Regions from separate parts of the Homo sapiens genome. Here region 2 is linked to region 1. Evidence: chromatin contacts called from ENCODE Hi-C data. All regions are on one chromosome and are shown on one strand. The core of a region is the stretch at or near the end of the contact, and the rest is flanking DNA. Distances in the headings are between cores, read along the strand shown.

What was found. A loop is a pair of places that touch in the nucleus more often than their neighbours do. Pooled maps may share reads with other maps.
Region 2: a loop to region 1 is called in a map of B cell, with 23 times the contacts of the local background. The contact joins the promoter of TBCA here to the promoter of BTF3 in region 1. A Hi-C loop is called at or near these places in 2 of 168 maps with a recorded cell type or tissue (B cell and naive thymus-derived CD4-positive, alpha-beta T cell) and 6 of 50 pooled maps.

What each region holds. Positions count from the first base shown.
Region 1 is chr5:73,495,957-73,500,565 of GRCh38, forward strand. It overlaps BTF3 (basic transcription factor 3), which reads left to right and starts at 2,486. Exons shown (of 6, transcript NM_001037637.2): 1 at 2,486-2,843; 2 at 3,178-3,246. The coding sequence starts at 2,712. It overlaps BTF3-DT (BTF3 divergent transcript), which reads right to left and starts at 2,364. Exons shown (of 1, transcript NR_186388.1): 1 at 1,597-2,364. RefSeq lists enhancers at 2,321-2,380, 2,411-2,710, 2,474-3,284 and a silencer at 2,921-2,970.
Region 2 is chr5:77,774,346-77,778,954 of GRCh38, forward strand. TBCA (tubulin folding cofactor A) reads right to left here and starts at 1,994. Exons shown (of 4, transcript NM_004607.3): 1 at 1,860-1,994. The coding sequence starts at 1,912. RefSeq lists an enhancer at 1-573 and silencers at 1,591-1,760, 1,881-2,140.

The sequences.
Region 1 (4,609 bases), core at 1,236-3,735:
AAAGAAAGAAAGAAATAAGCATTATATAAAGTGGATATTTTGGCTTTTGCTGAAGCTGACTCAAATCCAGCTGAGAGATGAAAACAATTCATGGACTTTGATTAGGCTATAAACTAGAAACCAAGGAGGGCAAACAGGGTTCACCTTTCTTGCCTTCTCTATTGACAGATACAATCTTGAGTGCTGAGTAAATGATTCTTAGGCTCCTTGAAGCCCAGCAGGAAAGCGTGGGAGCCAATTACCCACATTTGCCATAGACATTGGGAGCATACTGGAAATGGCTCCCACATTAGCACAAGTTACTCTTTTGGCATCCTTGAGCTAAGATTGCAATGTAATAACTTTTTTTGAAACAAAAAAATCCCATATTTTTGAAAAGTCTAGTATATAATTATTTTATTAGAAGAATCAGAATTTCCTGACTACTCATAAAACCAGCAGAAGCAGCTGGAGTCAAAAATCAAAATTTTGGCCAGGTATCGTGGCTCATGCCTGTACTACCAGCACTTTGGGAGGCCCAGATGGGAGGATGGCTTGATCCCAGGAGTTTGAGACCAGCCTGGGCAACATAGCAAGACCTCCATCTCTAAATAGAAAAGCACAAAAACCAAACCAAAACAGAACGTAAAAAGAAAATCAAAATTTTCTTTTTTACTATTAAGTAATCTTTTATATTTTCAACACGCAGCAAACTTTTAAATTCATGAAAGAACAGGAGAAAAAAGTAGGAACGAGGGGAAAATTAAAAAGTCATAAGCCAGGGAAAGTGGTGCACACCTGTAGTTTCAGCTTCTCAAGTGGCTGAGACTGAAGGATCCTTTGAGCGCAGGAGTTTGAGCCCAGCCTAAGCAACAAAGTGAGACCCCATCTCTTTTAATTTTTTTAAAGTTTTATATTTTTTAAAAAAATTATAAAAATAAAATTAGCAGCATCCCTGGTTTCAAAAAGTAGAAATAAATAAATAAATAAAAGTAGCTCACAATATTTCCTGAAAACAGGTGTATTAAAAGGGCAGAGGAGAGGGAAGGCAAAGAAAAAGAAAAAAAAGGTGGCAGGTTACATACATACAATCTTGTCTCTATAAAAGCTCAGAAAACATCACGTGACTAGGAAGTTTCAAATGCCTCCAATATAACATGGAGGAGAGGAAAAAAACTGTTCCTGGACAAAGATACACATTTCTTCCAAAAGGGGGAGTCTTTCTATATATTTTGTAATATCTCCAGAGCACAGCATAATGTTGGTACTGCCATTTTGGCCTTTGTCATTAGGAAGGTAACCCACATAAGCCTAACTACAAACACCCTTACCTGTACTAAAACTTCACTCATATTTAACTGAAGCAACATTGTTTTTTGTAAATATAACTGTAACAATTATTCTAAAAGGCAATACAGCTGTCCTCACCAGTTATGTTCTTGAGACATCAGTTGCAACAAACTTATATGTAAAAAGTATTCAAAAAGTTTAAACATTGATCTTAACTGGAGAGGGGTCTGCACTTGAACAAGTTTTCTTGCTACACACATTGCATTCTAAGATTTCGGACTCACTTTTGAATATGCAAAGACATTTCATGGTTAAGACCACAAAAAGGCTGATCAGAGAACATTTTTATTTAAATTGCCATTTTAAATATCAGTCGTTTTATCTTAAAGCTTGTCCTGGGTTTAACAAAGTTTAACTCACATCCACGCGTTGTCTCTCCAAACACAGCAGGCAGAAATTCTCCTTTGATTGGATTAAGATAGATAAAGTCTGCTTAACCGTGAATCGCTAATTGTCAAATCCATGCCAATTCGGTACCTAGGAGTCAATTTTTTTGCCTGATAAACAAGATAATTGTGTGGACCGTTTTAAGGTGGTTAGTCATCTGCTAAATTGGCTGAAATGCGGATTACCCAGTTCCTTCGTCGTACAGAGTTGCATTCTGAGGAGTGGGGCTCGGGGATACAGCCCCCAGAAATTCTGAACCTCGGTCCCGCAATCTACCACACCACCTAACCTTGGAAGGCCAAACTAACTTCACTATTTTTGACAAAATGCTTTGGTAATGGCTCATTCGGGCCGAGAGGGAAATTCTGCAATTCTCCAACCCACACCTCCAGCAAGGGGAGAGCTGCTTGAGTGGTGAGCACAAGCTGGGCACCTCCGGCGTCTCCAGGAAACGTGAATAGGCCCTTTCTTCGGAGGGCACAGAACTTCAGGATCAGGGCCCAATGGAGACTGAGCGGACTTAACCCTAACTGTGCACAGGACCGCGCTCTCCGACCCCTTTGTGGCCTCTCCCAGAGGTACGGGCTGCGCCCCAAGCCAGCAGTCTCTCGTAGGGCCTACAGCCGGCAGCCGCTGGAGCAGGAGGAGGAGAATAGGGACTCGCTGGACCATCACAAACGCTGTCGCGCGTGCGCAGGGAGGAACCGAGTTCGCGGCGAAGTCAGTTTCCTGACTCTTGAAGGAAGTGGCCTTGTGTCACTTCCGGCCTCCCTTTAGCTGCCATCTTGCGTCCCCGCGTGTGTGCGCCTAATCTCAGGTGGTCCACCCGAGACCCCTTGAGCACCAACCCTAGTCCCCCGCGCGGCCCCTTATTCGCTCCGACAAGGTACAAAAAGGCTCTGGACGGCGGCGTGGTAGGAGGACGGGAGCGGGGGCGGGAAGTTCCCTGAAGGAGCGAGACAGGGAGGGACAGGGCAGAGGAGGAGAGGAAGGCGATGCGACGGACAGGCGCACCCGCTCAGGCTGACTCTCGGGGGCGAGGTCGAGCCAGGGGCGGCTGCCCTGGGGGCGAGGCGACGCTGTCTCAACCTCCACCTCGCGGCGGAACCCGAGGACAGGAGCCTCAGGTACCGCGAGGCTTGCGGAGAGTGGCCGGGCCGGGCAGGCCCTGGCTAGGCCGAGGCCAGGCCAGGGCCAGGGGTGGGGGGTGCTGGCCAGGCGTGGGGTAGAGCCTTTCATCCGGGCCTGCCAAGAGCGGGGAGCTGTGGGGGAGTGGTGGGGAGGCGGGTGCTCTTTGGGCTCCCTGGAAACCCAAATTTGGAGCTTTGCGGGGTGGATTTGGGATCCAGGTTTCGGCCTGTGTAGGACGTTTATTTTCCTGCTGGTATCTTGGGAAATAACGAGCATGGAATGCTAGAGTGAGCTAAACCTATCCTTGCTGAGGATTTCCTCTTTTTCTAGATGAAAGAAACAATCATGAACCAGGAAAAACTCGCCAAACTGCAGGCACAAGTGCGCATTGGTGGGAAAGTAAGTTTTAATAGTTCGGGTTTGTGGGTTTTTTTTTTAAGGTTTAGGTATTTTAAAAAACATATTCCTTTTGCGCTTCTTATATTATCGGTGACAAACTTTGCCTATCGAGGGAAATTCACGGAGCTAGCAAATCTCGAGGAGCGGGGGAGACGAGGGTTGGAGACACATCAGTGAGACGAGCTAAAAACATCGCCTTTGTGTAAACATGTTTGTGTTTTCAGTGTTACAGAGTGTAAGTAGAACACAAAAGTGTTTCCTAATTTAATTAGTAAGGAAAATGTGTCATTTCAGTTAGATCGTTGTGCACATCATACCCTTGACTTGTTTTGGCCTGAGTTTTCTAAAGTCAGTGCTTGTTTGTCTCTCTTGTAAATTGAGACCTTTCTGTACTGCTTTCTGAACTAAATATTCTTTAGGGTAGTTGCATATTTCAAGGGTATTTGAAGATACGGGTACATTTTGGAGTTTAAGAGCAGTGACTATTAGATTTGAAAATATAACCCAAGTAGGTATCTTTCCTGTTCTGACTTTGTATTACTGTAAAAATGAGGGAATTAAAGTGACTGATTTTTAAATGATCAGTTTTTGATTAATTGTTTTTTTCCTGGTGGATACTGATTCACATCAAGGGGATTCTTTTTTGAAGCTGATTTTTAGATTGTCCTGTAATTAATAAGAAGTCCACTGTAGACAGAGGTCTACCTAGTTTGTATTGTTAGCACATTCTTAGTATTTAACAAGGTGTGGTAGCTTGTTGAAACAGAGCATGTCTTTACTTGGTAAAACTTGTAAAGCTTCCATGGTACATGTTTATTACCTTTTAGTTTTTCCCAACTTTAAGCGTTTAACTTAGAGTTAGCTGTGAGATAGCCAGAAGTTGCACTTAGACTTAAATAATAATATACAGCTTTGTTAAATTACTGAACTTTGCCAGCGGTGAATTTATCCTGATTTTTTTTTACTTTTTATTTTTGTTAACGTTAGCCATCTTCAGGATCCACACCCACACATTTAACAACATTAGATGTTTCTTGTCCTCTTTAATCAATTGTTATCAGACTGTGGCCTTCAAGTGCCAGCAAAACTCAAATTTTTTGTGTCTCAGTGTTTGGATGCTCTTATATTGGTGTTTTTAACCACTCTTACTTTCAGTACAGTTTCAGAAGGAGTAATTTGAATAATGTGCTTATGTGCAGTCTTTTTGTTGTTACTCTCATCATTAGGCTTTAACTTTGGGAGACATCATTTTAGGGTAAAGGAAATCTTGAGATTTGCTAGGATATTTAAAGCTGATAACAAGATTAAATTTTGTGTCCTAACATCTTAATACTCGTTTAGCTAATAATACAAGAAGTATTTC
Region 2 (4,609 bases), core at 744-3,243, 4.3 Mb after region 1:
TTCCTGATCCACTAGAAAATTAACTAGGAGTCTGGGACCTTTTTAAGTCTGATAAGAAACATTTACAATCTATTCTCTCTGAAGCCTGCTACCTGGAGGCTTCATCTGCCTAATAAGAACCTTGATCTCCACAACCCCTTTATTTTAACCCAGACACACTCCCTTGTATTGATTCCAGGTCTTAAGATAAACTCTTTCAACGAACTGCCAATTGGAAAACCTCCTATAACTTGGAACTGTCCCCAGCCCGCTTTGGGTTGTCCTGCCTTTCCAGATCAAACCAATGTACATCGTACATGTATTGATTGATGTCTTCTGTCTCCCTAAAATGTATAAAACCAAGCTGTAGCCTGACCACCTCGGGCACATGTCATCAGGACTTCCTGAGGCTGTCACAGGCATATCCTTAACCTTGGCAAAATAAACTTCTAAACTGATTGAGACCTGTCTCAGGTACTTTCTTGGTTTACAGGAATTTAAGCAAATTACAGGACTGCACTACCCATGAGTTTGTGAAAGGAAAAATAAATCTCAGGACCCCAAAATCACTAAGCCAAAAAGAAAAGTCAAGCTGGGAATTGCATCGAGCAAACCTGCCTCTCATTTTATTCCTGAATAAGATAGCTACAAAGATTAAAAAAAAAAAAAAAAAAGCTACATACCTCCCTGACAATTTGCCCCCAAGGAAATTCCTTGTGGGCCTCAAGACCTTCACTCTAAAACAGTTCTGTTGTATTTCACCCTGGCAATGTAAATTGATAGCTTATCTTCACAGGTATGGGACAAAGAACAGAACTCAAAGTCACCCCTCTACCCACCTGAGACAAATGCGTAACTGACTGCTTCCTCTGCCCTACTGTGTATGTAAAATCGCAGATTCATTTAGCCGACTAAGGCATAAGTGACTATTCTTCTATCCCTCTCTCACATGTAAATTGTGTATTAAGTGAAAAGCTGATCAAAGACTCAAAAGAATGCAACCATTTGTCTCTTATCTATGACCTGGATGCCCCCCAACCTTCTAGTTGTCCTGCCTTTCTGGAGGGAACCAAGGTACACCTTACCCATTGACTAATATCTGAGGTCTCCCTAAAACGTATTACACCAAGCTGTGCCCCAACCGCCTTGGGCACATGTCATCAGGACCTCCTGAGGCTGTGTCATGGGCACGTCCTTGGCAAAATAAACATTCCAAATTAAGACCTGTCTCAGATACTTCTGGTTCACAAGTTATTTAAACAGCATCTCACAGCCTCTGGGGCGAGCTTCGGGGAATCTGACTGGAGAAAGTGAGGCCACATAAGTTTGCTGAGTGTGCTAGAAGTTCAGGCCCAGTTCTCAAAGCCTGCCAGTCACGCCAGCCATGTTAGGTCACACGGCTCCACTACGGTCTTTTTTGACGAGGCCCAGATCCTCCGCATCCCCCTAAACTTCAGAGCCTGCTTTCAAGCCCATTTGAGAGCACAGCTGGGATCCCGCTTCCCCGGGCCAAGTTCAGCAAGGAGAGGCCGGCGCGCGCACACAGGAGGCACGGGATCAGGGCCCGGCCCGCCCTCGCAGGCCGCGGCCCACCACCTTCCCACCGCGGGCGCCGAGAAACCGGGCCACCGCCGACTCTTCCGGCAAATCAGAGCGGCCAGTGAGCGGAGAGGGACGGGAAGCGGCGTGCGAGGCTGGCGGGCTCGGGCGTCAGCGCGCCCCGCTGGGTCCCTGCCAGTCCCAGCCAACTGCGGAGCCCCGGGTGCGGCCTGGAGTTCGGAGCCCGCCTCGGGCCTCCTCGGGCCTGCGCTCCGCTCAGCCTCGCGGGCCGCCATGAGGTGACGAAGAGGAGGTGCAGGGCGCCGCTCCCGGCTCCTTACCGCTTCACCACGCCGGTCTTGATCTTGATCTGTCTCACGCGAGGATCGGCCATGGTCCCTCGAGCGCCGCGAGAAGGAGGGGCGGAGAGCCGGGGTAACCGTGGAGGGCGACGCGCAGAGGCTGCGGCTATTTAGGCGTGGTCGCCGGCGCGCATGCGCAGGCTGCGCGGCCCGTCGTCCCCGCCACGCCCCGCGGGGCGGGTTTACTAGAGGGCGGTACCCTGCTCCCGCCAGTCCCTTTACCCCTCGTGCGCCCCTTTACCCGTAGTGAAACGTGCCCTCCTCCTCTCTCTCGGACTGCCCCTCTTTTTACTTCAGGCGCAAGTTACACTATCCCGGTCTCCACAGCCTGGGCCTTTGGGGAAACTAACGTCTCTCTGGGACGTTGCTTTGCGGGATTATCTGCTTAATGGACGGAGTGACCTAAAAAATGTATTAAGGGTATTTTCGATGTCGTTATCTGGTGTCAGATGAGGCAGAGTGATGCATGTGTAGTGAAACAAACTGCCATCATGCACGCAGTCAAGAAAATCCTTGCCCTTTACCTCAAATCCCTGCAAGAAGGTTTGTAGATAACGTGCCTTTCAAAGGAAATGACTAACAGAACTTCTTCAGATGATCACTTATAGTGTATCCTAAATATTTAACTTACAAGAATGTGTGTCGCACACAAAACCTTGGGCTTCCTAATCAGACAAACCGGCTTACAATCGAGGTTCCACCCTTTAATAGCTAGACTATTAGCTAGACAACACTGATACGTATGCTGTTTAGCCTTGCAGCTGATCAGTCTGCAAAATGGAAATAATAATGTCCATTTTACAGATTAGGTATAAGGGTTAAAACACCTAGCTCATTGTCTGACGCATGGTAGATGCTGAACAACATTTGACTATTTTATATGTTCAAAAATATATTTGTTGCATAAAATGAGGCACATCTACAGTGAGCTCTAGCAGTCCCTTCCTAAGAGAATCTCCTGAGGAATACAGGGCAGAATCGCCCTTTTTAAAATTGCTTTTCTTTTTCTTTTTCTTTTTTTTTTTTTTGAGACAGATTCTCACTCTGTCGTGCAGTGGCTTGATCTCGGCTCACTGCAACCTCCGCCTCCTGGGTTCAAGTGATTCTCCTGCCTCAGCCCCTAGAGTAGCTGGAATTATAGGCGCGTTCCACTATGCCTGGCTAATTTTTTTTTTTTTTTTTTTTTGTATTTTTAGTAGAAACGGGGTTTCACCACGTTGGCCAGGCTGGCTAGAACTCCTGACCTCAGGTGAGGCCCACCTCACCCTCCAAAAGTGCTGGGATTACAGTCATGAGCCACCGAGCCCACCCCCTTTTTAAAATTTCTTGGTACCATCCTTCAAAGACACCCATATGACTGTCTTTTTCCTTCCCTAGCCTGACTTACTCATTCTCACTTTCATGACTGGTCCTGGAATCCCCTTCTATCCCGCCAGCCCAAGGCCGTTACTTTAAATCCAGGATCAAAACTGAGCAAAGTCTACTATGACTCACCCCACCTGTTCAATCTTCCCTGGATGCTTTGGAGTCACCCAGTAGTCATCATTATTTTTAGTATATTTCTTTTTCAAATTATTGTTTGGTCCTTCGTAAGGGTTTTGTTCAGCTTCGTAGTTATAAATCCTGGTTCATAAACATGTTTAGAGGCAAGATTCTTGTCTTCCATAAATCTTCCTTCCCCAACCTCCTCCACCTGTGTTTTGTGCACAATGGGCACAGAATTCAATAAATATTTTTATTCTGCTGGCTGGTATACTGATGTGCAATTCCAAGTCACACAGCAGCGCTGTGAAATACTGGAGGGAGGGGTAGATAAAACACAACAGCAAACTTACCAAAGCAAAATGACATGCACACACACACACAAACACACACACACACACACACAAACAGCAGCTACAAGCCACAAACCAAAAGATGGTGCAGCTAGGGCTTTTGCTACCGTTAAGGTCTTTCCTTTGATTAGGTAGCAAAAACCATGTAACTCGTCATATTTTCCTTTTTTGCTTTGGTTTCAAGAAGCTCAGAGCTCAGTTTTGTGCTAATTTGCAGGAGTTTCTCTCAAACTAGGCTTCCCAATACAAATACCTGCTATTTCCCCCCAATCCCCAATTCTGCCTCCCTCCTTTTGCCCCCTTTCTCTTTGTTTTAATTGATTTGTATCTGTGCCTTTACTATAAATCAATAATCAGTAAATGTCAGCAGCCAAAAGACCTCTGCTGCTACTGCCATTGTGTGTTTCCAGGCCCATTCCCAGGCTCTGGAGGACACTTTGTGAGTTTATCTGTGTCTGTGTATACAGTTGACCCTTGAACAACAGTTTCGAATTGTGCAGGTGTGTCAGAGGTGTTTGAACCAAAGCAACTCCATCTTGAATAGGGTCTGGGTAATATGAGGCTGAGATCTGCTGGGCTCTCTTCCCAGGAGGTTAGGCATTCTTAATCACAGGATAAGATGGGAGGTTGGCAGGACTGGTTTCACTAGACACAGACCACAAAGACCCTGCTGATAAAACAGGATGCTGTAAAGAAGCTGGCCAAACCCCACCGAAACCAAGATGGTGACAAAAGTGTTTTCTGGTTGTCCTCAATGTTCATTATATGCTAATTATAATGTATTAGCATAATAAAATAAACTCCCACCAGCACCCTGACTATTTACAAATACCATGGCAATACCTGGAAGTTACCCTATATGGTCTAAAAAGGAAAGGAACCCTCAGTCCCAGG